Linked DNA regions of Homo sapiens: all the other regions are linked to region 5. The links are chromatin loops, found by intact Hi-C in ENCODE. Cell type or tissue: PC-9. All regions are shown on one strand. Region 1 holds the start of GMNC (geminin coiled-coil domain containing). Region 2 has its middle 150 kb from the start of OSTN. Region 3 overlaps OSTN (osteocrin). Region 4 has its middle 6.3 kb from the start of SNAR-I. Region 5 holds the start of LINC02013 (long intergenic non-protein coding RNA 2013). Region 6 has its middle 25 kb from the start of TMEM207. Region 7 overlaps FGF12 (fibroblast growth factor 12).

The links. Hi-C counts contacts between places; a loop is a spot of excess contacts. Peaks named below come from ENCODE experiments on the same cell type or tissue, not always from the same donor. Only the 100,000 strongest peaks of a DNase experiment are listed, where the experiment ranks them.
Region 1: a loop joins it to region 5, with 6 times the contacts of the local background. A loop is called at or near these places in 13 of 110 quality-filtered maps.
Region 2: a loop joins it to region 5, with 8 times the contacts of the local background. A loop is called at or near these places in 49 of 110 quality-filtered maps.
Region 3: a loop joins it to region 5, with 16 times the contacts of the local background. A loop is called at or near these places in 4 of 110 quality-filtered maps.
Region 4: it touches region 5 in a loop (3-fold over the local background); 8 of 110 quality-filtered maps call a loop at or near these places.
Region 6: it touches region 5 in a loop (5-fold over the local background); 2 of 110 quality-filtered maps call a loop at or near these places.
Region 7: it touches region 5 in a loop (20-fold over the local background); 4 of 110 quality-filtered maps call a loop at or near these places.

Annotation. Positions count from the first base shown.
Region 1 is chr3:190,860,439-190,864,438 of GRCh38, forward strand. GMNC (geminin coiled-coil domain containing) reads right to left here and starts at 2,256. Exons shown (of 5, transcript NM_001146686.3): 1 at 2,175-2,256; 2 at 246-420. The coding sequence starts at 2,177. In PC-9, no CTCF peak of the experiment used is centred here; a DNase peak (open chromatin) is centred at 2,373; H3K4me3 peaks cover 1,769 bases.
Region 2 is chr3:191,049,287-191,053,286 of GRCh38, forward strand. No RefSeq gene overlaps it. Among named protein-coding and RNA genes, the nearest start is that of OSTN, 150 kb to the right of the region's middle. In PC-9, a CTCF peak has its summit at 1,870 (motif pointing left); a DNase peak (open chromatin) is centred at 1,875.
Region 3 is chr3:191,236,994-191,240,993 of GRCh38, forward strand. The region is part of intron 3 of OSTN (osteocrin); the gene reads left to right. Among named protein-coding and RNA genes, the nearest start is that of OSTN-AS1, 4.4 kb to the left of the region's middle. In PC-9, no CTCF peak of the experiment used is centred here; DNase peaks (open chromatin) are centred at 228, 678 and 1,568; H3K4me3 peaks cover 871 bases; H3K27ac peaks cover 2,785 bases.
Region 4 is chr3:190,882,229-190,886,228 of GRCh38, forward strand. No RefSeq gene overlaps it. Among named protein-coding and RNA genes, the nearest start is that of SNAR-I, 6.3 kb to the left of the region's middle. In PC-9, CTCF peaks have their summits at 2,194 (motif pointing right) and 2,399; a DNase peak (open chromatin) is centred at 2,183.
Region 5 is chr3:190,698,712-190,702,711 of GRCh38, forward strand. LINC02013 (long intergenic non-protein coding RNA 2013) reads right to left here and starts at 603. Exons shown (of 2, transcript NR_183762.1): 1 at 1-603. In PC-9, a CTCF peak has its summit at 2,496 (motif pointing right); a DNase peak (open chromatin) is centred at 2,550.
Region 6 is chr3:190,422,785-190,426,784 of GRCh38, forward strand. No RefSeq gene overlaps it. Among named protein-coding and RNA genes, the nearest start is that of TMEM207, 25 kb to the right of the region's middle. In PC-9, CTCF peaks have their summits at 1,757 (motif pointing left) and 1,959; a DNase peak (open chromatin) is centred at 1,837; H3K27ac peaks cover 562 bases.
Region 7 is chr3:192,442,970-192,446,969 of GRCh38, forward strand. The region is part of intron 2 of FGF12 (fibroblast growth factor 12); the gene reads right to left. Among named protein-coding and RNA genes, the nearest start is that of FGF12-AS2, 70 kb to the right of the region's middle. In PC-9, CTCF peaks have their summits at 1,718 (motif pointing left) and 1,918; a DNase peak (open chromatin) is centred at 1,712.

The sequences.
Region 1 (4,000 bases), 160 kb after region 5:
CTCCAAGAACTGTAAATTGTAGGGAGAAATACATGCTATCCAGTGGGCAAGGTAAAGAATCCCATTTTCACTATTTGGCAAGTGTAAAGCAGCAGGCTTTATGACTGTAAAAATCAGGAGTCCTTGGGTTTACTTAAATTTTCCATATCGTCCCTTATTCTAGAGTCCCAGCCCATGATGCTCCGCAGCCACGGGTATGGAAAAGAGCTCCAGATCTATCAGGGAAGCAGAAGAGCAGAACTTACCCTGTGCCTGTGGTGCTTGTTGGAGCTCTCTGTTGTCCAGGAGACCAGCAGCCCAGAAAGAGACCCAAGTCTCCGTGGAAACGTCAACACTAGATTCTGACGTTGTAGTGGAATACGGGCAATTATAGCTCTGGCCTCCTACAAAGTACTGGTCTTGGCAAGGCAGAATGGTGTTCTGTGAAATTCAGTATGGGGGGAGTGAGGGGTCCCAAAAGATGGGGTGATGGAGATTTAGAAGGGGGAAAGGGTGGGAGAAATACCGAAATTACATGCAGTGAAATATAAAGAAAAAAAATCAGAAAAGGTGTTAAGTATAGATCCATATTAATTTTGGGGTGGTCAAATTATAATTACTAAAAGGGAATGAGTTTCTTGGTTTACCCAGAATTTCCCTTAGGCCCTCTGAGCAAAAGAGCAGACTAGCATTGAATGGGTGAAATTTGTACATATCCAGGAGGATTGTCTGTTGCAACGACCAGCCCATCTAATAGTCTACCCAGATCTAAATAAAGGGAATTCTACTTAATGATTCAAAACCATAAGAACTATTTGGTTCTTTCTGCAAATACCTTAATTATATTTCTAAAACTCCTGAAGGACAAAGAACGCAGAATGCTAAAGCTGAAATGGATGTGACATAATATAGACTAACGTCTTCATTTTTGTTTCTGAATCATACTTGCCTTATTCCTTCCTTTTTCCTCCGTCTGACCTAACATACTGCTGGCTCATAGTCCATCAATCTATCTGTCTGTCTGTCTGTCTGCCTATCATCTATCTATCTATCTATCTATCTATCTATCTATCTATCTATCTATCTATCTATCTCTGTCCCAGAGATAATTAAAACATTTTGCTCCCAACACTAAGCACAGGACCACAAAGCTGCTCCAAGTAAACGTATAATCAAAGCTGAAAGAAGTTCGTTAGCAAAGACAGCAAGCTCTAGTTCTGTCCATCACTAGGGCTCAGTGCCCCTCCAAAGTTATCTTGCCATTAACTGGCATGTATTCTCCACTGTGTTCTGATCCAGTGAACACTCTCCTGCCTTCCACTTCTTGAACCTCAAACACACAGTCTTTCCATACGTCCAGGCAGGGGCAGGTATGCAGCCTTCCTGGGTTAATTTGTACAACACCAAATTTAAATTATTTGTCAATGTTTAATCAGGTAAAAGCCATTCATTTTAGCAGAGCCCAGCTTTGGAAAAACTCTTTTTGACTACTACAGGGCTTCTTTGGACATTAACATAAACAGAGAGAAAACAAATAAGAAGAAAAAAGAGAAAAAAAAGTTAAGTCAATTCAATCGCACTTTGTTAATGTTCTCGGTAAATTAAGTTTTGAAAAATTCCAGTTCTGAAGCAAGTCCAGCTTGGGCAGTGCAGACCAAAGAAATTCAGCCAAAAGTTTATCAAGTGCAATTTTCTTTTATTTTAAAAGCATGTTTGCAGACTCTTTCCCTGAGGTTTTTTATTTTTTATTTTATTTTTTGGAATCAGAGCTAAGCTATTATGCAATTGATACCTGAGAAGAAAACAAACTTCAAATATCCCTAGACAAGTTCATGTCCAAGTGTTTGCAAATATATGCATAATCTAGAGGAAGAGGTAGAATGAAAAGTGAGTGCAGGTGGAGGGGGAAGTTGGGGAGAAAGTAAGGAAAGTAGTAATAACAGAAAGAGAGAGAGAGGGCGAGAGAGAGAAAGGAGAGAAAGAAGAGGGAGAGAGGGAGAGAAAGAGAGAGAGAGAGAGAGAAAGCAGATAGAGGATACTAAAAGAGACACAGGGCAGCAGAGAGGATCTGTTTTAACTGGCGGGTAGCGGAGAAATCTTGCTCCGAAGGTGGAATAAATTCTAAATGCAAAGCTTATTAACTTTCAGAGACCCAAGTTTGCCAGCGGACTAGCTAACGCCAGTTCCTCACTTACCATCTTGCAGTGGAAGAAAGCGCTGCAGAAACTGAGCCCACTCAATTTTTCAGTAAAACCAGTGGGAGCTTTAAATGAGACTGAGGGGAGGAGCTAGGAGAGGCGAGTTCTAATCTGCGGGAGCTCCCGGTGACGCCCAGAGCTCCCGGCGAGCGCCGCTCTGTGATTTGGTGAGAGGCTGTCAAACCGGTGACGTGAGCCAGGAGTCACCCAGCAGAAGACAAAGTCACTCGCGCTCTGGGCGGCCACCGCGCCGGGACCAGGGACCTGCCGATCTGGCCACCGGCCGTGGGGCAGAGGCAGGACCTCCGGCCCTCTCGCTCCGGGTGCGCGGCGCTGCTTCACACCCGGCCCCAGTGTGGACTCGCCGCGGGCGGGGAGACGGGCGGGGAGACGGGCGGGGAGACGGGCGGCGACCCCGCAGCCGGGACCGAGGCGAGGGCCGGGCTCCCTCCCGCTCCACGCGCAGCGCGGGGCAGGGCCGAGCCGGGCCGGGCGAGAAGATGGTCCAGGTGCCTGGACGTGGGGTAAGAAAAGCCCAAACCGGCATCACAGGGGTCAAGGGACTCTTTAGGGAAGCCCATCTAACTGGCCCCAGAGTTAGTATGCTTCCTGTGTATTTTTTTCTGGCTACGCGATAACAATATTAACTTGCTGTATGACGTTGTCAATTGACTTTTTTTTTTTTCTATTGGGTGTGTCTTACTTTCCCCTATTTCTGAAATGAGTGTTAAATATGGAGGTGATATATATCCATCCTGGAATGTAAGCTTCACTGGAATAGCAATTCCTGTTTATTTTGTTCCCTGCTGTCTCCAAAATACCAGAAACGCTTTCTCACATGTAATAAGTGCTCAACAAAGATTTGTAAAAACAATTAATTAAGTTACAAATTTCGGAATCCAAGTATCTTTTTATATTGTACCTTTCTTCACATTATAATAAAATAAATGATTATAATTAAGAAAACTTGGTGTATGTTAATATCTTTCAATTAAAGCATTTGATTTCCTGTCTTTTCTCTTACCTTTTATTCTCACAGTTCCTATTATATCTAGAGGAGAAAGAGGAGTAACACCATCTTTAAAACCATTTAGCCACCACTAATAGCCAACTTTTATTTCAACTTACTAACGTAATAGATATAAAGCAATTTACATTAACCCTGGGAGGTAGGTACTCTTATTGTCTGGTATAACAGGTTGACTGATGAAGCACTAACATTAAGAAATTTCACCAATGATTATACAGTTAAGAAGTAGCAGACTTGGGATTTAAACCCAAGCTGGCTGAAGCATCCATGCTCCTAGCTCCATGTATGTGGTATCTGACCCACCTTGGCTTATGTCCACTGCACATTATAGACATTTATGTAATGGTTACTCTTATGGGTGGGTTGTGTTTCCCCAAATTCATATGTTGAACCCCTAACCCCAAAGTTACTGTATTTGGAGATAAGGCCTTTAAAGAGGTAATTAAGTCTAAATAAAGTCATATGTGAGACCCTAATCCAATAAAACTGGTGCCCTTATAAGGGACACCAGGGGTGGCACACACACAGTAAAGGCCATGTAGGGGCACAGTGAGAAGGCACCTGTCTCCAAGCCAAGAGCAGATGCCTCAGGGGAAGCCAACAACCCTGCCAACACCATGCTCTTGAAATTTCAGCCTCCAGAATTTTTGGGGGAAAAAAAAAATTCTGTTGTTCAATCTATCCTGTCTATGGTATTTTGTTATGGTAACCCTAGCAAACTAACACCAGACAGGGAGTAGGAATTGAGAAAACTTCTGAGCCTGTTCTGCACAGCTCTTTCTCTAAAATACTT
Region 2 (4,000 bases), 350 kb after region 5:
GTTGGACCAGGAGTGGTGGCTGACACCTGTAATCCCAACACTTTGGGAGGCCAAGGCAGGTGGGTCACCTGAGGTCGATTTTGAGACCAGCCTGGCTAGCATGGTGAAATTCTGTCTTTACTAAAAATACAAAAATTAGCAGGGTGTTGTGACGGGAGACTGTAATCCCAGCTACTTGGGAGGCTGAGGCAGGAGAATCGCTTGAACCCGGGAGGCAGAGGTTGCAGTGAGCTGAGATCATGCCGTTGCACTTCAGTCTGGGCAACAGAGACTCTGTCTCAAAAAAATAAAATAAAAAGAAAAAAAAAGTTGCAGGTCTCAGCTCCAGATGACCCATTCATATTCTTTTGTAAAACATTTAAAGAGGAAGATAAATTTATTTAAATCATGCCAACTTTCACAGGCACATGAACACATATTCACAAAAACTTCCCCATCAGCCTCAAATTCTCCTTAAAATGAAATTTGTTGAGTTGGCAAACCCCTGAAAATGTCAATGGGGTTTCACTGACAAGATGGATATTCTCACATAATACTTGTGAAGCATTGAGAAAATGGCATTTATACATGGTTGGGTAAAAAAAACTGGATTTTGAACCATTATTACTAGATTGATGTAGCAGGATTTTGGCATGTTTATCTTAGTGTTTGGAATGAAAAGAAGTTTGCATTAAAATTGTGAGAGTTTGGGAAATGAAAAAATTAAAAGAGTTTTTTTTTAAAGTATGACAAGGGGCTTAGAACAGGCTTTTGAGAAAATCTTCAAAGAAAATCTTCAAAATTGAGTCTATGACAGCTACGCTCTATTCTCTGTCCTAGGGCTGTCTTTATGTTTCTTTTCCTTAGTGTGACAAGGATATTTTATAGGAGAAAAATCGTCCCACTATCTATCCCAGTTCAAGATCTATCTGTCTAGGGAAGTTTCAGAAAGATAGTCTGTCAGGTTACTTAACTGTGAGGAAAAGAAAATAGCTTAAATTCAGTTACATAAAGATGTGCATAGAAAGTGGTGTTTTAATAGTTGGTCACATATCATCCTGTCACCTAGGGCACGATGCAGAGGATGAGGCTGGTGGCCACAGCTGGAGCCTTGAGTATTTATGAGTTCGTATATGCATGTGTGTATATAAGAGGAAGGGTATGTGTGTATTGAAAATAGGAATAGAATGAGTGCAGAGAATCTAGAGGCATTAGACGACAACCGGAATGCCAACTCTGAAATGGTGTGGAGTAGAGAGGGTGAATTTCACTAGTTCCCTTTCCCCCGTTATTGAATGGGAAAGCTAAACTAAATGAATCATCCACTGTTAGTAGACTTCATTAACCATCCTCCCCCTAGCTTTATAACCAAATCTCACTTACAAAACGCTATGTCCTACCTCTCTTAATCCCCAGTTCTTTATTTACCTTCATCTGGAGAAGCACAAGTTGTTATTTTTTCTCCGTCAGAGACATTTGCAGCACACATATCAGCACTTTTAGACATCAGGTAGCATCTCTATCTTGGTTCAGCTGTCCTGTGTGCTTTTGTTATTCCCAAAGGTGCTGAGTGACCAAAAGCATGCTTTAGTGTGGTGCCTAACAGCCACCAAGCAAATGTCCTTTGGATTAGGACAATCCCCACACAACACCAGTATAGGAAAAAGCTGCATATGTGCTGCATTTCCACCTTTTATCCACAGTTCGAGTCCTGTATCCAATTTACTTTCCGTATAGGTTTCTAAGTAAGAGATAAGCCAGATAAATTATCTAAATATTTTATTTCATCCTCTGGATTTAAATCACTTTCTCAGAAGAAAGATGCAGTGGCTTTTATGGCCTTCTCTTCAGCTCTACTTTTCGAGTAACTGTTAAATGGCTCCACCATGTGGTTGAAAAATATATTTTATTTACAGAAACCTAACACTACAACAATAAAATTAATCAAATTAGTGTCATTTTATTTATTCATCCAGCAAATGTTAACCTAGCCTATTACGTGTCAGGCTATGTTCTCTGCACTGAGAACACTGTCAACGAAACTAATACAATCCCCGGCTCCTTGGATCTCATGATCACTGTTTATCTTTCCCATGGCTGAGTAGCAGACTATACCTAACATTAAAATAATCATAAAAACACATCTTTTAAGTTGTTTTTATTAGATACAATAAAGCAAGATAAAATAGGCTTTAGTTATGGCTCTGTAAGTAACTGTAAAAATACTTACTTTTCCTCTCTGGGACTCTGTTTATTATAGGTTGTCCTAGATAAATGGCCCCTAACCCTGATAATATGATAAAACAATGATGTATTATTTCTCACAGAAAAAAAAAAGCACATTCCAAAGTTTGTCTGCAAGGTTGGGGTGGGGGTGTTATAACCTCCTGAAATATTACTTACGCTCTGTATGTGTTCACATACAGGTAAAGTATATTATATATACCTATTGGAATAGATACTCTCTATATCCCTTCTACCTATAACAATCTTTGCTTCCCATGATCAGGAATAATTGATAAAAGAATCAATTCCAGAAGAGAACTAGAGCTTATATTCAAGGCTCCTGTCTTCCAAACCTTCCCAACACATCAACTGAGTACTGTAGTTGCTGCACTATAGCCGTTTCACCTTACTGCTTCCTGCTACCTTTACTCAGGAAAAAAGTGCCACGTGAATGGGTGATCATAAAATGTATTGTGCAAACCAGGACAGTTTTGAGAGTGAAGTGGAAACCTGCACAAGTACCTATTTATCTTACAATTTTATTATAAAAAGTAAATTAGTTAAGGTGCTAAATGAGCACAGAATAGTGGTTGGCATATAATAAGCACACTACACATGTCAGTCTTTTATCATGGACAACTAGCTATAGATCTCTCTACTTGTTTTCCTACTATTCCCTCTCTCAAACTCACCCTCCACTCTGCTTCCGAAGGTATTTTTGTAAAGTGCAAATATTCAGGTCCTTTCCCTCCTGAGAAGCCTGTCAATGGATTTTCCACTGCAAATGGAACACACGAATTCTCTTCTATTTGTTTCTCACTATATTCTCCCAACACTCCGCCTTTGATTCAGCCATAGCTCCTGCAAGCCCAGTCTCCTCCCTTCTACCTGCATGTATTTGAATCCAACCTTTGCTATTCTTCCTCCTAAATTTTACCCATCAAAATTCTCCTCATATTTTAAGTCCCTTTGTTCAGGCTCTTCTAGGTAATGTCAGACAGAAATTCGTCTTTCTCTATTTTAATAATTATATTAATTTTAGCTATCATTTATTAAACGTTTTTGTCAGGCACTATTCTAAGCTCTTTACATACCATTACCTTTTTTTTGTTGGAAAGAGAGATCTAGACACATTTAACCATTGTTCAGTGCACAGAGTAGTAAGACTTATGACGGAAGTTAGAACTCTGTTCAATGCAAGGTAGAACACTATGGAAATTGAGCCTGTAGGCGCTGAAATAAGACTGCCAGGTTTCTAATTCTGACTCTATAATTTACTAGTTGTATGACTTTGGGCATGTCTTTTTTTGTTGTTCAATTGAAACTGAGTAAACTCAGTTTCTTTATATGTACAGTTCATAGTGACAGTTGACTCAGGCCTGTAATCCCAGCACTTTGGGAGGCCGAGGTGGGCAAATCACCTGAGGTCAGGAGTTTGAGACCAGCCTGACTAACATGGTGAAACCCCGTCTCTACTAAAAACACAAAAATTAGCCAGGCGTAGTGGCGGGCGCCTTTAATCCCAGCTACTCGGGAGGCTGAGGCAGGAGAATTCGGTTGAATTCAGGTGGCGGAGGTTGCAGTGAGCTGAGATTGCACCACTGCACACCAGCCTGGGCGACAACGCGAGACTCCATCTCTAAATAAATAAATAAATAAATAGGATTGCTCTGGCACTTAAATTGTGAAAATCTGAAACAAAAGATTGGAATTATTTTTTGTTATGTTTCCCACAATGTATTCTCACTGTCAATATACATTGCCTACTCAAGAGAGGCACTTTTCAACTGTCATA
Region 3 (4,000 bases), 540 kb after region 5:
CCAAGGCCGTGACTTTCCACTTAATTTCTTTGCAGAAAGTAGCTTTCTACAAAGCTGCTAGAGCAAGCAGGAGGGGAAAAATGGCAGGGAGGGCAGGCAGTGAGGCAGATGCTGACATTCTTGTGAGGCTCTGATTAGCCTAAGTAAATCTAGGTTTTACATGTGAAATGAGGATGTAGAGGCAAAAGTCAATTATGCGTTGCCTCAAGCGACTTTCTACAAAGAAATTAAAGTTCTGTGTGAATAAGATATTTGTCAAAGGCCAGGAACAGTGAGATTCACTTAGAATATATGCATTAAATGAATAGTTTTAGAATTACTGTATCCATGATATATGGATTTCTATCCTAACGGGACTGCAGCTATCTCAATTCTTGCCTCCTTAGAAGAAAGACTTTGACTGAGGGGCATAAAGCAGAAGAAGAAAGCTAGGCAAGTTTTAGAGTGGGGTGGAAGTTTATTAAAAAGCTTTAGAGCAGGAATGAAAAGTGAAGTACACTTGGAAGAAGGCCAAGCAGGCATCTTGGAGGTCAAGTGCCCCATTTGACCTTGGCCTTAGGGTATTATATGCTGGCCTGCTTCCAGCACCTGGCATCCTTCTTTCAGTGGAATGCCCCTAGAAGGTCATGTACCAGTTAAATGCCACCTTTTGACCTCTTAAAGCGCATGCTTGAGCAAACTCACCCAACACCTGAGATCTTATCAGGAAGATGCCAATCACCAGTTTCAGATATTTCTGATCTATAGAGAAACTGCCTTTCCCTGGTGCTGGCTGTGACCAATTATTATTTTAGAGAGGCAGTGTGACAAATGCCTGACCATCACCTATGGTCACCTGACTTTCCTGGTGGGATGTGGGGGCCCTCTTCTGCCCCGTTCCTGTTCATGCCCCAGTACAGCTCTATGCACTGTAACAACAGGTTCAGGCTAAAGTTGAGAATAGCAATGCCAGATTCAATTTGTCAGATATGATTGCCCTTCTTGACAAAAATCCCAAAGATTAAGGTAAAAAGTCTAACATTTTATTTTCTTTCTAATTTGTTGTGAAGAAATGCCACAGAACTGAGCCAATCGCGGCATCTCAAGGTTTATGCTTTTCTTTTTTAGCTCTTATTTGGTCATCTCCAGAGGACATAGTTGAAAATGAGCTCCATTTCAGGTGTGGGAAACACAAAAAAGGGATACAGTGTTAATCAAAATGTGACTGAGGCATTTCTCAATCAACAGAGGTATATTTGGCCAAAGTTGAAGATACTTGCGGGGAAAAAAATCCAAGTCACAGGAGCACCTGTGACCTGTGCTTTTTCCAAAGGGTGTTTTCAAGGGGAAAGAGCATGCAGGAGGGGGAAAAATGCAGAAAGGGCAGGCAGTGAGGCAGATGCTTCCATTCTTGTGAGGCTCTGATTAGCCTCAGTAAATCTACATTTTACATATGACAAGAGGAAGTAGAGGGAAAAGTCAATTATGCATTCTCTCATGCTCAGTAAATCTACAGTTTACATAAGATAAAGTAAACATGTGAAAAGAGGGAGTAGAGGAAACGAGGCTGTGATACAGCGTTGTGGAATTACAGCTATCAGTTTAGAAACAAAAGGAAGGCAGTAGTATTGACTCAGTTCCCGAACTTAACTTTCCCTTTGGGGTAGTGATTTGAGGAGATTCCATGTTCTTTCACAAGAGTGTGCCGCCCTTTTAAATGCTGCCTTCTTACACAGTGGGAAATGCCTTTGAGCATAATGATCTTGGGCCATTGTTGCCAGTGACTGTTCTTTACTGCAGTCCTCTTCTCAGCTCAGCTCAAGACCATAGGATGGGACAGTCCTTTTACCTTTTCTCCCAACCCAATTTATGTATGAAGCTTTAAAACTTTCTCCCAAAAGGGATAATACCTGATTCCATATATAGGCTTTGCAAAGTATATTACAGACCCTAACCCTCAAAAGAACATTCTACAGGATATTTTTGTATGAATACATTTGCTGAACAGAAGTTTTAAAAGTTTCATTCGCTTCTCAAGGTTCATGAGCCAAGTAAATGGAGATCCTCTCTGCCTTATACGATAAACTCTATATTACTGGTGAGGGTGTCCAGGTTCTCGGCGTCTTGAACAAAGAATTAAACAAAACGCACAAACAAAGCAAGGAAAGGATGAAACAAGGAAAGAATGAAGTGACAAATGCAGAAATTTATTGCAAATGAAAGTACACTCCATAGTGTGGGAGCGGGCCTGAGCAAAGGGGCCCAAGGGCCCTGTTATGGAATTTTGAGGGGTTTTAAATACCCTCTAGAGGATTCCATTGGTTACTTGGTGTATGCCCTGTGAAGGGATGAAATAAAGTTACAAAGTCACATACTGGGCATGCGCTATGGAGAGGATATTTTCTGTCATAGCTGAAATGTGAATCTGACTTATGTTCCCTGCCTCTAGACCCTATTTTCCTGCCTCATCTACAGCCATTTTCAAATTAAACATGCCAGTACAGTCACTTAAATCTCATTATGTGATTCCAGTACTCATGGTTTCTTTCTGAATGCCTGTCCATGTGGCTAATTCCTTGAGATAATACATCAGAAGCTGACATTATGCCTAATCAGCACCTTCATCATAAATTGAGCAGAATCTGTTGAAAAGTGAATTATCACTTTTGAGACAGAATCCTAGAAGTCAAAAGTAAACTTTCTGCTAAGTGAATTAGCACTTTCTTTTGTTATTCAAAACTACCCCATTTATTAAGTGGTAACCAATTGTTTCTGTCCTCTATGTGAAGGAACTCCTGTTAGGAAAAAAATTGGCTTTTGCCCAGCCTTTTATTCACTCCTTCCCAGGGAAGGAATGGCCACTTCTCTGATTGGTCAGTTTGGGAGGAGTAGTTGAGCCTGTTCAGGTTATCGGCTTGCTTCCTCTTTTTATTGGAAAACAATGACTAGTTATAAAAGTCTGTCTAATACAGGGAGAAAACAACAGGAAGCCCTGTGAAATTCAGATGTAAAGACACACTTTATGTTCAGCTTGATCAGCAATAAAAATGACATTTTGTTTACTATACATTGATCACTCATATTTTATTTCTCTACTGTTTCTGAATGTAGAATTGAGAAAAAAAGCCATTATGTTTTGGTTCCTTAAAACCATATCACCATTCAGATTTAATGTGCTCCTTCATCCTATCATTCTGGAATTTGAATTTAAATTTTAACATGGTTTTGTACACTTTGATTATTTTCCTTCTCATCCTTCACAGGTTCTTGCCAAGTCCTTCAGCTTGGTCTGTTCTCACATGTCAGTCCTTCCAAGGTTGTATATAGTGATATCTATCCTAATGTAAACATTTTAGTTTTGCATTTTAATTTTAAATTGCAGTAACCAAGATTGCAGGATTCATGGATGATCATTTATTTTTTCTACATGCTCCTTAAGTTTTTCCTAAGTTTTCTAAGTTTTTTCTAGAACCCCCAAATTGGGTGTGGTCTCTTCTCTCACGGAATCTCAGAGCACTGTGAATCTCATGGTATTAGATATCTATTGCTATGCAACAATTACCTAAAATTGACGACAATAAACATTTTTGTTCTCACACACTTTTTGTGCATCGGAAATCCAGGAAAAGCTTGACTCATTTTTTTCCAGCTCAGGGTCTCTCTCAAGGTTACAGTGAAAATGTTGGCCAGGGCTTCAGTTATCTGAAAGTTATACTGAGGCTGGAGTATTCACTTCCAAAATGGCCCACTCACTTGGCTGAAGGCAGGAAGTCTCTGTTCCTCACTGGCTGTTGGCGAGAGGCCTTAGCTCTTTGCCATGTAAACCTCTCTAAAGGGTTGTTAGCATGCACTTAGGAAATGGCAGCCAGCTGCCGCCGGAATAAGTGATCCAACAAAGTGAGGCAGAAGCTGCAATAGCTTTCATTACTTCCAACAGTGTCATTTCCACAATAGTCTATTGATTAGAGAAGTCAGCCCTATTCAATGTGGAAGGAGACTACATAATGGTAGAATTATTGGG
Region 4 (4,000 bases), 180 kb after region 5:
TGCTTTGGCTGTTTCTCTTATGTTATTGGTTATATAGTATTGCCTCAGAGTTAAAAGTTTTCTGCAAAAATAAAACGTGATTGACGTTGGTAAAAACACTAATTGTAGAACATTGCACAAGTTTGATTCTCAATATATTTTAGCTTATTAGGTATTTGTCTTTATTTATGATGATGATTGTGAAAATTGAAAATAAAAAAGAACTAAATTACTATGAAGTCCTCTCATTTTTCAAAGTGACTTAGCAGAAATTTATCGCCAAATCTCTACCATTTTTGTCTGGCAAGAAACAGCTCAATTAATGAGTAAACAAGCCAGCCTTGAGGAGTTTTGTTATTTCATTCCATAAAATGATGTAGCATAGAAACTCAGAAATTCTCATCTACTTACTTGCAATTCCCCAGCATACTCAACACTTTTTAAAATTCAGTGCTCACACTGCATTATTCCATGTGGAAGCTTCTTGTCTAACACGTTTTTATTTGTTAGAGTTCCACTGCAGCTATATCTTCCTTATTCACTCACCTCCTACACTGGTATTGTTGGTGAACAGTAGCTCATGTATCAAGTATCCTTAGTACCTGACAGTATGTATTTGGTAATAATATCTCCAGAGCATTCAGCATCACATTCCACAATTGCTAAGATGTAAAAAGTTCTGAGAATTGAAAGGTACTAGAAACAATATTTCCCACTTCTGTACCTTCCTGTTTTCCCCATCAGACTATGACCTGTTTGATGTACCTCTCTATACATACAGCGCGCTCTCACATTCAATACTCATTAAAAAGAAATAGTTGAATTTATTTTTTACAAACTAATTCCCAGAAACGGTATGAAGACAAAAGCCACATACCTAAGGATAAAGCTATGAGGCTGTTTGCAGTTTGTGTTTCTAAAGGTAGCTCATTCTTGGAGATTTCTCTAGAGAGGCATTGTCCTTTGTGCGCTCTGGGAGAAGGATGAGGAGAACAAAAGTTGCACACACTATTTAAGGATAATATATCATGGCTGTTTTAACTAACGACCCCGCTGCCAGTCCATTATCATGAACTAGGATAGGGCAGGAAATCAAGGTTTATTGTTTTGCTTTGGCATTTTCATGTTCTGCATTGTCAGCAATCTCTACTGAGACAGGTGACAAGAAGAGAATAATAGTTAAGTAATAGATTTTAATAAGTGGGGAATTAGTAGCTAAACTTCATTAGTGATCTTAAGACCCACAAATAAAATTCATAGTTTTGCAAATGTTCAATTTAAGAATATTTCCAATCATCTATCAATAAGCTCTCAAGTATGGTAAATTTTAACTCATCATCTTAATCACCCTGTCTCTGGGTTCTCTTTCTTTCTTTTTCTCTTTCTTTCTTTCTTTCTTTCTTTCCTTCTTTCTTTCTTTCTTTTTCTTTCTCTTTCTTTTTTGAGACGGAGTCTCACTTTGTCACCCAGACCGGAGTGCAATGGCGCGATCTCGGCTCACTGCAACCTCCGCCTCCCGCGTTCAAGCGAGTCTCCTGCCTCAGCCTCCCGAGCAGCTGGGACTACATGCACGCGCCAACACCCAGCTAATTTTTTATTTTATGTTTTATTTTATTTTATTTTATTTTATTTTATTTTGTCTTTTTACTAGAGACGGGGTTTCACCGTGTTAGCCAGGATGGTCTCGATCTCCTGACCTCGTGATCCGCCTGCCTCGGCCTCCCAAAGTGCTGGGATTACAGGCGTGAGCCACCGCGCCCGCCCTGGGTTCCTGTTCTTTAAACATATAACTATGATTCCCTAGCCCTTTTCATTAATGTTAACCTCGTTGTTTCCTCCTTTATCCCAATGACTGTTTCCTCATCCCTTACATTCTTCAATTAAAAAAAATCTCATTTTCTTAAAATTTTCTGCTTTTATTCTGCTCTGGGCCTGTTTATTCCAAATCCAAGTCTACAGAGTAGAATGGAATGCTCTGTGGACTAGAAGCCAGGAGACCTGACTTCTACTTGATCTACCACTAACAGCGTAAGCTTAGACAAAGCATTCTCTCTGGACCTTTAGTTTTCCCATTTGTAAGAAGAATGCGTGTTGGAGTTGATGATCTCCATGCTCTTTGAGCCATACATTTTAGACACTAAAATTCTCACATCTGTTTGTCTCACAAATCCTTTGCCAGTGAGCTGTTGCATCCTTCAGACGCTAGAGGGAGCTTCTGGGAGACTTTTCTAATACGTTTAGACTGAAGTAAGGAATAAATGTCCCTTTATCGCAATACACATTCTGATTGAAAAATGTAATTTCTCCTTTTAATTTAATGTAAAAGAAATAAATGTTGCAGTAATTCTAGAATTTTGTATTATTATGACTCTGTAGCATGAAGCTAACTTAATTCGCTTTAAATACCAACCAGGTCTTGAAGTTTTTGTCCTCTATCTTTAAATTTATGAAAATATAGGGAAGCACATTTAGAAACCAATGGAAAATAAGTACAATTATGAGAGTAGGATTCTTTTTAAAAGCCATCATTCTCAACTGAGATAATTCTCTGCTTGATGATATTGTAAAACAGAGTTATGATGCCCCTGTGTACTTTCTAAGAATATGTTTTAGAAAGTAGACAAATGCAATTTGACAACGACCTGTTTAACAATAAAGTTATTATAAACTTATTTATTAAATTTCAAGGAAATCAGGATTGGGAAGTTTGTGAAGAACAAATAAACATCTATTCATCATCCTAAGAATAATGTAGTTTGAGATGAGAAGTTAATTTGCATTTTTATTACTATTATTTGTTAAATTATGAAAACAGTGAATATATTCTTAGATTAAGAAGAGTTAACATGACTTTGATTCTTTGCTTCCTTTGTAGACTATTTGCTTATTCTTTGGGGATCTCTTAGATAATATCTTTAATACTTTTATATTTCAGTGTGTCTTTAGGTGCAGGAATGTTCGTCTCTTGAAGGATTGAAATCGTACATAACTTTTCAGTCTGAGCTTTTATGGCTTTAATTATAATGAATTCTGAGTTATTCTTTTCATTCATTGCCTCTTTTTTATTCTCTTTCTTTATTTCTGGTATTTCTATTATGGGAGTGTTACTAAGTCTCTTCCTAACCTCCATTTTTTTAATTAGGCTGTATCCATTCTTTTAGTCAGCTAATACTTTCAGGTTAGTTTTATTTATTTATTTGTTTATTTGTTTGTTTGTCTGTTTTTGAAACGGAGTATCACTCTGTCACCCAGGCTGGAGTGCAGTGGCACAATCTTGGCTCACTGCAACCTCCGCCTCTGGGTTCAAGCAATTCTTCCTGCCTCAGCCTCCTGAGTAGCTGGAATTCCAGGCGCCCACCACCACGCCCAGCTAATTTTTGTATTTTTTAGCAGAGACAGGGTTTCAACATGTTGGCCAGTTTGTTCTTGAACTCCTGACCTCAGATGATCCACTTGCCTCAGCCTCCTAAAGAGCTGGGATTACAGGCGTGAGCCACCGCGCCCAGCCAAGGTTCTTTCTTATTCCAGCCATATGTATTTGCGACAACCAGTGTCTCCAATTGATTCTTGCTTCTTGTTTTTCAACATGTTTAAATTTTTGAGAATATTTATATCTGCATTTTAAATACTTGTTTTCTCTATTATTTTATTAACTCTTTATTCTCTAGTATTAGATATTCCATTTGTTATCTCACAGTGTGTTCACTTTATTCAGAAGCCTCAAGGATTTTTACTGGAAACTCATCCTCTTTTACATGAGACTCTCAGCTGACTTTTAAGACTAAAAGATTTCAAGGTTGGGATAGGTATAGTTTTGATCCATTTACTGAGTGTTATTCTTTATTTGTTCTCTTTCTATGTCTTTTCTGACCTATCAAAGTTCTGATATGGGAACATAAGATGACAAGCCAACTGACTTAATTGGTAGTATCTCTTTTCCTATTCAGGTATGCTAATTATGTTTAAGCATTTAATTTCTTCTCCCTCTCTCTCTTGCTCTTACTCTTACTCTCAAAATGCT
Region 5 (4,000 bases):
AAGAAGTCCAAAGTATGATAACAAGTGTGGATTTATCCAGATGACATTGGAGTAACACTACAGTGTTTTAAGCAGGGAAATTACATGATCACATTTATATTTTATAACTATAGTAAAGCTTCCATGTGTAGAATAAACTGGAGGAAAGCATACTGAAAGGATGAAGACCATCTAGAAACATATTCAAAAGTCTAGGCAAATGATGGTGATATGCCTAGCCTAGTAGGATTATGGATATTGAAATTGACTGTATTCTAGAGATATTGAGGATAGAGAAACAACAAGACTTGGAAATAGCTTGGGTATCTCCATGATGATAAACAATAATTTGGAAAATACGGTCTTGTTTTAAGTCTTACTGTGAACACATGCAGCTATTTGCCTGTGGATTTGTGTTTTTCTGACTGTAGGAGCATATTGGGTCTACACTCAAGGAAAACTAGAAGTGCAATAGTTATTGCCCCAGAAACAACCCTCAACAAATAACATAAAGGAAGATGACAGATCAATATTTCACTTTCCTCTCACTCGATAATATACCCATAAACTCTGTCCCACTAGAGTTCTAGGGTTCCCCAGAAAGATTTAGCTCCAGTTACCAATAGTGGTACATGACTTCATAATGCCCCCTGCGCTAGAATTCTTCCATTTCCTATTTTACTTCTCCACTTCCTCCCTACTCCCCTACCAGCATTTCTTGGGAAAACTTGAATATTTGTCTTACTGTCTGTTTTGGATAAAAACAAATGATGAAAACTTTCACTACAAAGGGATGATATTGGGGTGGAAATGAAGAATTCACATTTGAGAAAGATGAGATCAAGATACTCTATTCAGGTTGTTGTAGTTTAGCCCTTAGGGTCTTTCTGGTGTCATGTTAGAAGACTGCTTCCAGAAGCCTAGTTTCTGAAGCTTTGAGCTAAGGATTGGCCATCTTTTGCTAATAGTCTTCTTAGATGTCTGATTTGTTCTTCCATGAGTGGTGAATTTGTTTTTGATTATGTCCCCTCTGTTGAATGAAATTTAATTGTATTATACAAATTGCATTAAAGAGTATTTCTGGTATCACGTTTAGCTTCTTACTTCATTTAGCTAGGGTAAAATATGGTACTATAACCTGAACTGTGTTCCTCAAAATTCATAAATGAAAGCCTTGACTGCCAATGTGACTGTATTTGGAGACAGGTCCTTTACAGAGGTAATTAAGATTGAGTGAGGTCACAAGGGTGGGGCCCTAATCTGATAGAACTGGTGTCCTTAGAAAAAGAGGAAGAGACACCAGGGCTGTCTCTTTTTCTTAGTTCTGACAAAGGGAAAAGGCCTCGTGAGAACACAGCAAGAAGTCTGCTAGCCACAAGCTAGGAAGAGTTCCCTTACCAGGAACAGAATCAGCTGGAGTCTTGACTGGGATGTCCACCCTTCAGAACAGTGAGAAAATAAAGTTCATATTAAGCCACCCAGTCTGTGGTGTTTTGTTATGGTACCTTGAGCTAATACATATGGGCACATTAATGTTTAAATGAACGTCTTTACTTTATTTCCAAACTTCAGTATTTTCCTTCCTACATTTTAATTTTCTTTTTTCATAATGTTCTTTCATAAGAGAATGAATTTTGGACCCAGATCATCTGTTACGTTGGTCAAATTCCTTAACTTTATTTGAATCAATTTTCTCAAATGTCTGAAGATGATGATACTAATATTTGCTTCCCCGTCGGATGGCTGTCTTCAAAATAAGCACTTTAATTATAATAAAGGCTGGAAATAAAAATATTTCTTTTATTATTGCTGTATGTTTTCAATATTCTTCAATATCTTACATGAATTTTTTTAAAAAATTAAGTTGAAACTTTCTATTCCTGTCTTATTTTTCAGACATAGCTTTTTCCTGTCTTCCGTTCCACTCCTTCTCTAGAATTTCTTCTTGCCACACACTTCTTTCCCCTGGGTAGACAGAGCCTCACAAGCTCATCCTTATTTTTCCTCACAAAGCCTTGTCAAACAGACCATCCATTGAGATTCCTACTGGATCAATTGACAATTGATTCAATTTGGTCACTAGGCAACATATTTTAGGAAAAGAATGTTGTGAATGCTGTTTTTGCATTTATTTTCCAGGATTAAAACCTTCTTCAAATAATCTGCTTTGTTCCAGGATCCATGAAAGCTTGAAATAGCACCCACACCGTCTGCACTTGCTTGCCCTTTATGCCATAAATTCCTTCTAAACATAGACATCCATGTCAAGTTGGCATTGATATAGGATGCAGATTTATGTGTTTAGAAGTAAGTCAAGAAAGAAAGAACATTTGGAAAGACTATCAAGAAAGATGGGTTGTCAGAAAAAATAAAGAAAAAAGAAAAAAGATAGGAAAACTAATGAATGCTAAAACACACTACAACAGCTTATCAGTGTGAGTTAGCTCTTCATGTTCTCGTAGTCCGTTCTAGAATTGGGACCTTCTTTTCAGGCTCTTTTTCAACAATGGCCACTGGAGGGCATTGCCAGCCAGCAGTGAGGGAGGTTTATAGCAAGTCCTTAACAGGGAAAGTTAAGGTATAAAGGTCAGATGTGGCAATAGCGTCAGACAACAATAGGGCAAACATGAAAAACTACAACTACGTGTCTCAGAGCAAGATTTTGCTGGCACTTAGACTGAGGTCTAAGAAAGAGTTGTTGAAATATGGTGGGTGTTTGCCCTAGGTTTTATTTTCCCTTCTCACTGTTAACATTGATGTTGTCATTTATTTACAGCTTTATGGTTGCATGGGCCTCATATCATTTGATCAGTATGTTCTCTAACAGTTTGGTCTAAATTGAGTTTCTGAAAATTTGAACCTGTCAATGAAGATGGCTGATCTCCATGAAAAGATGGCATAAGCAGGTCTCTTCAAAATGGGAAAAGGTCCTCTAGGAAAGCAAAATGTTACTTTAACATTTGAACATACCTGCAAATTTCTTATTAAGTTGATTTATAGTGTGACACATCAATAAGGTACTTGAGGCTTGATTCACTAGACTGATATGCCACTCAATCGGGCAGTCATTTAGCTTATTCACCACCTCTACTCGGGGGGCCAGTGATGCTTCCTCTGATCACGTTGAAACGGCGCCCATGTGAAAGCCCAGCACCATGTTACATTTCCATTCTACCTTCTCTTCTTATGCCTTGGAATATTCAAATCAATATTCTTCAAATTTCAAGTCTATGGGAAAGGGTGGTATTTTTAAATTCTAATTTGTTTTAGTGTGCATATGTGTGGTTTGTTCATGTAGACGGCTTTGCCGTTTAATCTCAATTCTTGGCAAGCCAGTGTTAAGTGACTGGTTTTACACTTGGTGTGACTGAATGGGTACTGAGGCTCAGCTTGCCTGAATTACAAAGGCCATCGAGATGTTCTAACCTCATGTTTCTGGAGAAGTTTTCAATTGGCTTTTAGCACTATATCATCCTGGATTGCCTCTGATATCAATGACTACTTCTGTCAGTTTCCTTTACTTTCCTCTCTGCTGTTGGAACAGAAGCATGCCCAGAGATCAGACATTGAACCTATTTTCTTCTGGGTCTGCCTCACTTTCATGGTGATATCCTCCAGCCTCATGACTTTTAAAACCACCTATAGGCCAATGACTCCCAAATTTATATTTCCACTCTGCATCTCTCCCATATACTCCAAATTCCAATTTCCAAATGCCTACAACTCTACTTGAGTGTCTGATAGATGTCTCAAACTTAGTATGTTCAAAACCAAACTTGATCTTCCTTCTAAAGCTTAGTTTTCCCTTCTCAGTTTATAGCAGCTTGTGGTTTTCTGTGTGAAAAGGGCTATGTAAACCAAAATAAAATTCTGAGCCCCTAACAGACTAAATGGACTCCCCTCTTCACCAAAGGGATCCCAAAGAAACCTGAGCAACTAATTCAGGGCATGAATGGAAGGTGTGGGAGGGGATCAGACATGCTTCATTAAACCTTTCTCCGTTTGGAATTTGGGCACAACT
Region 6 (4,000 bases), 280 kb before region 5:
TGTTTTTTAAAAAGCTATTGAATGGGAAGTATTGATTAGAGGAGGGTGTTAGAGAGGATCTCTGTAGGAGAAAGGGAAATCTTCAAATTCTGTAAATAGGAACCATGTAAGTTAATTTAGTTAATATAGCAGAAACTGAAGCAGTCAATAAACCTTGCTAAAAGGAGAAAAAATAAAGATGGAAGAAATTTTGCATTATGGGAGATACTTAACATTCCAGCAATGCTTTGCCACTCTTAAGAGATTGGCATTACATCTCTTACTTCAACTGTCTTCACATAGCATTAATGTAGTTTTTGACCATGTCACAGGTGGCAAAGTACTCCACAGAATATTAGATAAGCATGCAATTGTCCACTGATTATTTCTAATAAATATCTAGGCTTTTTAAAAATTATTTTGCACCTTTCAAAACAAGATAATAGCTCTAGTCCTTCTAAATGTAGAAGACAATTAGTAGTACCCAAGACTCTTCTAACATTATAAGTTTACCTGGATTTAGGTATATAAAAGAGAGAATAATCTAAGTTGATATGACTTCATTTTGTATGGCCAGTTTTCCTACCTTATGGACAAAAGTTGGCTTTTTTTTAAATATAAAGAGAGACATTATTACATTAATTATTAGAAAAAGTGAACTCATATTACTTTTTCTCATTATGTCCCAAAACAGATTTTCCAAAAAGGAAACCCTCCCAAACAAACATAATAGTAAAATTAAGCAACCTGCATTCATCAACAGTGTCAGTAATTCTGAGCAATGCCATTTTTATCTTAATAATATAAAAATCTAGCATTTTGATTGATACAGATTATTTTTTCATGAGTTAGATCGCAAGCATAAATTGGCATAATTTCAGAGAATAAATATTTTCCAAATGCACAAATACAAATTTCATTTTGTTTATTATTAACCTATTCCATTTTGTAAAGCAGGCATTACTTTTATTTCATTTTCAGAGAACTATAGCTAGTTCTGTGAAAAACAAAAATGGTACTTTTTATCGCATCTAATATTAAACATTCAAAAATGCCTGCATAGGATTATTTTGTACAAAATCACAAAGCAAAATGAATTTGAAAGTAAAAGATTCCCTTGGAATGTATAGTCTATTTCTTTTCTTCTTTTTTTTTTTTTTTAGATCACTCTCAACAGAGTGGTTTTATAGCCAACACATTTTCATTATTTCATTTTCTCTTACACAATTTTGAAGAATTTCACATTTTGCCTTAAATATAATATTCTGGGAGAGTTTCATTTTATTGTCCACATGAATGCTATTTTAACTCTATCCCAGCTCTATTTCATTTTTGTGAAAGATATTGAATTTTAAAGTTGTCTCTTATAAAGTTGTGGTGCTAATGTAAATGAAACAAATTTGGAACTACAAAACTGAAAATTAAAAAGGAACTTGCAGTCAGGTAAAAATGATATAGGTTAGATCTATAAGGCCAGTGTTGTAGATATTGCGTACCACGTGGGCATTATATGCACAAATTAGCCTACCTTTGTAGACACCTCAAACTCATAGGCCTCATCCTCAGAAAGATGGTTTCTATTTCAAATTTTCTACATTCTGATGCCAGGCATCTCACCTGATGCTCAGCTTTCTTGTGAAAGAAACTAGATACCTTTTTGCAAATGTGAACCTCATTATTATTTCATTCTGCTAGGGTCTGTCAAAAATTTGATATCAGTAGTAACTCAGCTTCATAGTTTCTTCTAGCCATTAAATCCAAGCTAGCTAATGGGCTGGAATCATAGATTGGCTTTCATGCCCTCTGGTGGATGCTCAAAGAAATTGCTACAATCATTAGTAAAAAGAAAAAAAAACAACCCTCATTTTAAAAAACAAACATTCTCAGCCTGGCGCGGTGGCTCTGCCTGTAATACCAGGGAGGCCGATGTGGGCGGATGACCTGAGGTCAGGAGTTCGAGACCAACCTGGCCAACATGGCGAAACCCCATCTCTACTAAAAATACCAAAAAAAAAAAGTTAGCCAGACGTTGTGGCGGGTGCAGAGTCTGAGGGAGGCGAATTGCTTCAACCTACCTGGAAGGTGGAGGTTGCAGTGCACTGCAGCCTGGGCGACAGAGTGAGACTCTGTCTCCGAAAATAAATAAATAAATAACATTCTTTAACATGGGAAGAAAAAAAATTCAATCCTATTACAAACACAGAAATAAACCAATCAACCAACCAACACCAAACAGGTATTTTGTTTGAAGTGTACTGACTCATAAACGCAATTAACTTTAAAATAAATTCCAATTACTTCAACTCCGACTTTCACTACTGTCTTAGGCAAATTAGCTGATAAATCATTAGCTCTGTTTCTAGATGTGCTTACGCTTTTCTATGGGTTAATTATAACCACTGCCTGCTCTGTAAATGGAATGGGGTGTAACATACGTAGCTCATAGGATACAAACAAAAACTTTTTCTTAGAGTCACTCATTTGAGATCAATATAGTTATATTGATCATTCTCTGATGTTTACTTATTATAGTCACTTTTAAAGTTAGAAGATCATAGTGGAAAAATGCCTGAAATAGGAACTGAAAGATGTCAATACCTAGTCTCTAGTTTTGTTTCTTACACTAATTAGCTATACAACTTGGGCAAGTCAAATCGTCTTCCAGGGTCCACACTTTCTCATCTATTAAATGAAAGCAGACACACATGCATAGATAGGTAGATAGATAGATAGATGATAGATAGATAGATAGATAGATACCTTTTTGTCTACTTTTTAAAACAGAATTTGTGAGCTTTTCAACTATAAAAGTATATATATACTTTTGAAGTCTAATTGAACATTAGAAAATCAAGAAACATAAAAAATAAAATCATCTGTAGCCCCATTACGTGAAGATATGTTTTACATTTTTTACTTCTTTATAGTATGACTTCCTTTGTTGGCTTGGAATTACAAGCTATAACACTGCCAAATCATGTACTTGTTTAATTTTATATTTCTTTCTATTTAAGTAATAAATGAACTTAATTTTAAAAGTCAAGTAGTACTATAAAATCGAAATAGAAATCAGTACTTTTCTGTCATACCTAAGCCACACATTATCTCCGAGTCCAATTTCTTGAGACAACAATTTTCAACTCTTTAAGTATTTTGTTACAAATATTTATTATCCAATTCTAAAATGATGTGTTTTGGCACCATTTGGTTTTAATTTATTAATACTTTATTTATTTAATAAATTAATAAATAATAAATTATTAATAAATAATAATAATTAAATTTTCACAATCTGAGATTAGCATTTAGGTTTCTTACTGTATCCTGCCACCTTCCTTCACAAACCTTTTCCCTTTGCCTATATTGTTAATATAAATAATATATATTTAAAATATTAATTTAAACATTTTAATCAATTTAAGTATTAATTATTTACATTATTCATAGCTTAACCATTTATAACAGTACTAATTATTTTTAATTTTCATAGCTTAACCATTTTATAGTTAATCCAATTTTTGTTTTTCATGGATTTAATAAATGCCTTGTTTTTTTCACTTCCCCTGTTTTCCACTTACTACTAATTTAACATTAAAGCTACATATATATTTTTCTTTAATCATTCCTCCTATTTCCTGTAGCTCATTGCTGTTATGTTCTGATTGGAACTGGCTCTTCTTCGGGCTGCTGCAATGCTGTCTTCCTATAGATTAGCTTCACTATCATTTTCAGAATTCTCTTCACTTCTTTTGCCTCTAATTCTAGGACATTTCTGGATTGCCGTAGCAAATATTAGCTTAATCATTCTATTTCTTCCCTGACGCTTAGCAAAGCAGAGAAACTCAAAATCTCAGTGAATCATGACAACCATCTGTGTCCATCTCATTCATCTTTCCAAGTACTAAAATCTTCTGATTAACTTTCTTCTTACTGTCATCTTACTTCTGTCTCTGTGAATTAAAAACAGTTTAATTTCTTTCCTATAATCTTAGTAGGTTTCTGAAGAGAGTAGATGTCTTCA
Region 7 (4,000 bases), 1.7 Mb after region 5:
GCTAATTTTTTGTATTTTTAGTAGAGACGGGGTTTCACCATCTTGGCCAGGCTGGTCTTGAACTCCTGACCTCATGATCCACTTTGCCTCAACCTCCTAAAGTGCTGAGATTACAGGCGTGAGTCACCGTGCCCGGCCGTGTCTTCCATCTTTATTAACAAGATCTTTGATTAAGCTGAAAGAAGGAGTTTTATTTGGGAAGACTGGATTTCAGTTGATACAACACAGAGAAATTCAGACATTTTCAAGCATATCCATCCTCTTTGGAAAATACGTAAACATCATAGTATTCAGAGATAACCTTAAGTGAGGTTTTCACTGCTTTGTACAATTGTGTCACTGTAGCTCCTATATCCACAACTGAGTTGTGATAGAATGGAATATTCTTTTCTGCTCTTACATACAGATTTTAAATGTGGATAATAATATAGAAGATAGATATTTTATAAAAATATAAATAACTTAAGTATTGCAGGACAGTAGTAATAAGTAGGGCTGGAAAGGTTGTTGGAGAGCTTTGAATACCTAGGTTAGTATTTAACTGTATCTTTCAGGCCATTGAAGATTTTGAAAAGCAGTTGCAACATAATCAGCATTCTGCTTCAAAACTTACAGCTAATAATTTTGTTTTGGCTCAATATTTAAAATAACATTTCGGTTAAGACCTGAGTTCAAAATGTCTCTCAATATACCTTATAAGTTATGAAAACAAGCAAAAAAATTTAAAGATGATTTCCAGCTCAGCAAAATCTGCATTTTCATTTGGACTTTGCTTTACCCTTTTCACAATTATTTATTTGCTTCACACAAAATAAGCCAGGATGGAAATTCCCCATCATGGTCAAGTTCTGCTCCATGATGCACACACAAGGTTCTGTAGCTTATGGGAACCAGGAGAATAGCAGGTGGGGCAGGTAGCAACAAGAGAGCTCAAACAGAGTGGCTGAGAAGCACTGGCGCTGCAAGGTGCAATGCTGGCCCAATGTCAGGCACTGGGCTTATCCAGGACTTACAGACCTCCTCTCAACTCAGGACCATGGATTCTCAGAGTTCCGGAAGTCCCTATAGTGCCATAATAAAGTAATAATTCTTCACCAAACCACAGACATTTGCATGGACTTTAACGAGTTGATTGTGAGGAAGAAATAGGAAAATGACCATCAGTCTGGCCGCCTTGAGTTCCGTAGCCAAGCCCTAAAACCAACGCCCAGCCTGCCACAGTGTGTGACATCACCCATATCCCCTCCAGTTCTCTCCGGTCTGACCTTGACAGCTGACCTTGAAAAAAGGAGAAGAAAGATTTGAGCTCACTTTTTTTCAAACCTGAATTCATCATCCGCCACAATTTCCTTCTCTCTTCACACCTTCCAACATTTCCCATTCAGTAGGTTTATTAGAAGGATTCCATGCTTTTGACTCAGCCCTCTTTGTTTGTTCCTTTTGTCTTTTTTTTTATCTTGCCTTTCTGTGAAACTGTCTTTGTTTCTTCTAGTTAGCCAATTGATCCTAACATTGCTTCTGGAACAAGATAATGTGACCTTCAGCATTAGACAAGACTGGAACCAGTGGGGAAAAAAGCAGAGTATATTGTCATTCTATGTTCTAAGAATAATTCAAACAAGCCTATGCCATAATGCTGACAGGATCTCCCCAGATTCTCTCAGCTTCTAGACACCATCACAGCCCTGCTTGCTACGCACAGGAGGCCAGGAGTGGTGGGCGAGCGCCACCTCGTGGACATGAGGGAAATTGCTTCCCTCTGCGAATTAGACTGTGTTTCGGCTTAGCTCTCAAAACACGTTTAAGAGAATTGTATTTTTAAATGGCTTGAACACCTTCCAGTCAGTGAAGCGAAGCCTGAATTCATGAATTCTCTATCTTAGGGATTCTCTGAGTAGCAGGAGAAATATCTGTACGGTGAATCCGTCCTCAGGTAAAATTTAAGGTGAAGGACAACAGTAGCTTCGCTTCTTTAAATAAAAGATTTGTAACAGAAATTTAAAGAAAGAAAAAAGAGCACTAATTATGCAGATTGCATTCAAGTTAAAATTTACATAGTATCTGGGCAGTAAATTCCACCATGCTTTAAAGCAGAGCACTAATTACTACTCTTCCATTAAATCTTTCCTGAAGAATCTCTTCTATCTTTGAAACTACCATCCATTTTGCAAAAACAAGTTACCTTTTCATATTTAACACCAGCAATTCACAGAGGAGTGTGATTTATAGACATTTGCATTGAAATAACCTATACTTTTTTGTTGTAAGTGCAGCTTCTTAGGCCCTACCCAACATCAACTGAATTAGAATTTCTGGGGCTGAATCCCAGGAAGGGGCATTTGAGGTTAGCATCTAGTTGATTCTCTTGCACACTGTGCGCTCCAGTTAGAGACCCCACTGCTTTCTTCATTGAATCCAGGAATTAAGCAATTTAGGAATAGAATTGCCATTGTTCTTGCAAATTACACTATTACTAGTTTTTTATAGCCCAGCTTCCTAGAGCATCTCATCTAGAAAGCTTTCCCAATTTATTCTAGAAAATTCAAACAGATGCCTTTTCCTGAGTCCTTCACCCCAAGAACATCCTTATCCAGGGGTCGTTTTACTCCACCTTCCTATTTTAGCTCATCAGAGATCCATATCTTCACCTAGAAATTCTGAAAGGTGGGGGTCTCTCACGCTTCTCTTTCCATGGGCTTTCAGAATACATGCAGCAGCGTTTTGCACGTGGCAAGGTTTAAAGAGTTCATCCCAAACTCTTATGAGTTTGCTCTTGGAATCCTATGGATTCAAATAATTAGCCAAGCAAAAAGATTGGCAGCACGGCCACCAGAAAACAAACCTCCCACCTTCCCTAAAGTGGCAGAACAGCTGCCACCAGTAGAACAGAGTTGTTCCTCTCCTCTGCCACTCAGGCACCGTGACTGCAGAGTTATCCAGACACACCAATCATTTTGCAACTGCTTGGCTCTCTGCAGTGCCCCAGGAATTCTAAGCAACAAAGGAGACAGTCATCTGTTCCACAGCCTAGCAATTGTGTCATTAAACAAATTGCTCCATAACGTCAAAAGAGGCATTCTTTGTGACAGCCAAGTGATATAATTTGTCTTGATTCCAGACATGGGAGACATCTGTCTCGAATTCATGCCTGTCATTTGAAGTTGCAAGTTTATCTACAGAAAAGTGAGACTATACCCAGACACTGAACAGAAATATAAACATTAAGTGACTACTTAAAAAGCTATAGTTTTACCCTTTTAGCACAAATACAGGGAAATTCTTTCTAAACTATATGGCTGTATACCAAGTGAAAAACATAGATTGGTATTCTCTCAACAAAACTGCTTTCAGAATCGGCAATTCAGTTTGCCTGAACTGTTGGAACATAACAATAGATGCAGGTTAAACACACAGTTCATTTAGCTCAACACATCCGTTTCTAACAGTGATGTATCACGGAAGCATTAAATTAAGCAAATGCTCGTTGAGCACCAAGTTATGCAATGAACCATTAGATGCTATGGAATTAAAAGAATGACAACATGTATCAAATTGGGCAATTCACAGATGGCCTCGTAGAAGTTCTGCTTCCCGTGGGTCTTTAAAGATGCATAGTCTGACAGTAGTCAGCAAACAGAGATGGTCTTTCCTTTCTACTCCTCTCCATTGTCTTTCCAGTGAGGTCAGCATCTACATGTGTAACGCATCCAGCACCAGCCGTCAGACCACCGGCATCCTCACCTTGAATAATATTTTCCTCCATCCTGCCTCACAACTCGCATCCAAGGCAAACATGGACATACACCACCTCTGAAATCTTCATCTGAAACATCCAACTCTGACTCACCTCCCTCCTGTCCTACAGTATTTTCTTCCACCACTTCCCAACAATTCCTCAGTCTTCCTGAGATCCCTAATCCTTCGTTCTCACTCCCGTCCACCATCACGTGTCCTGTCCTTTTACATTTGGCAGATTTCTATTCATCTTTTTAGTCTTTGC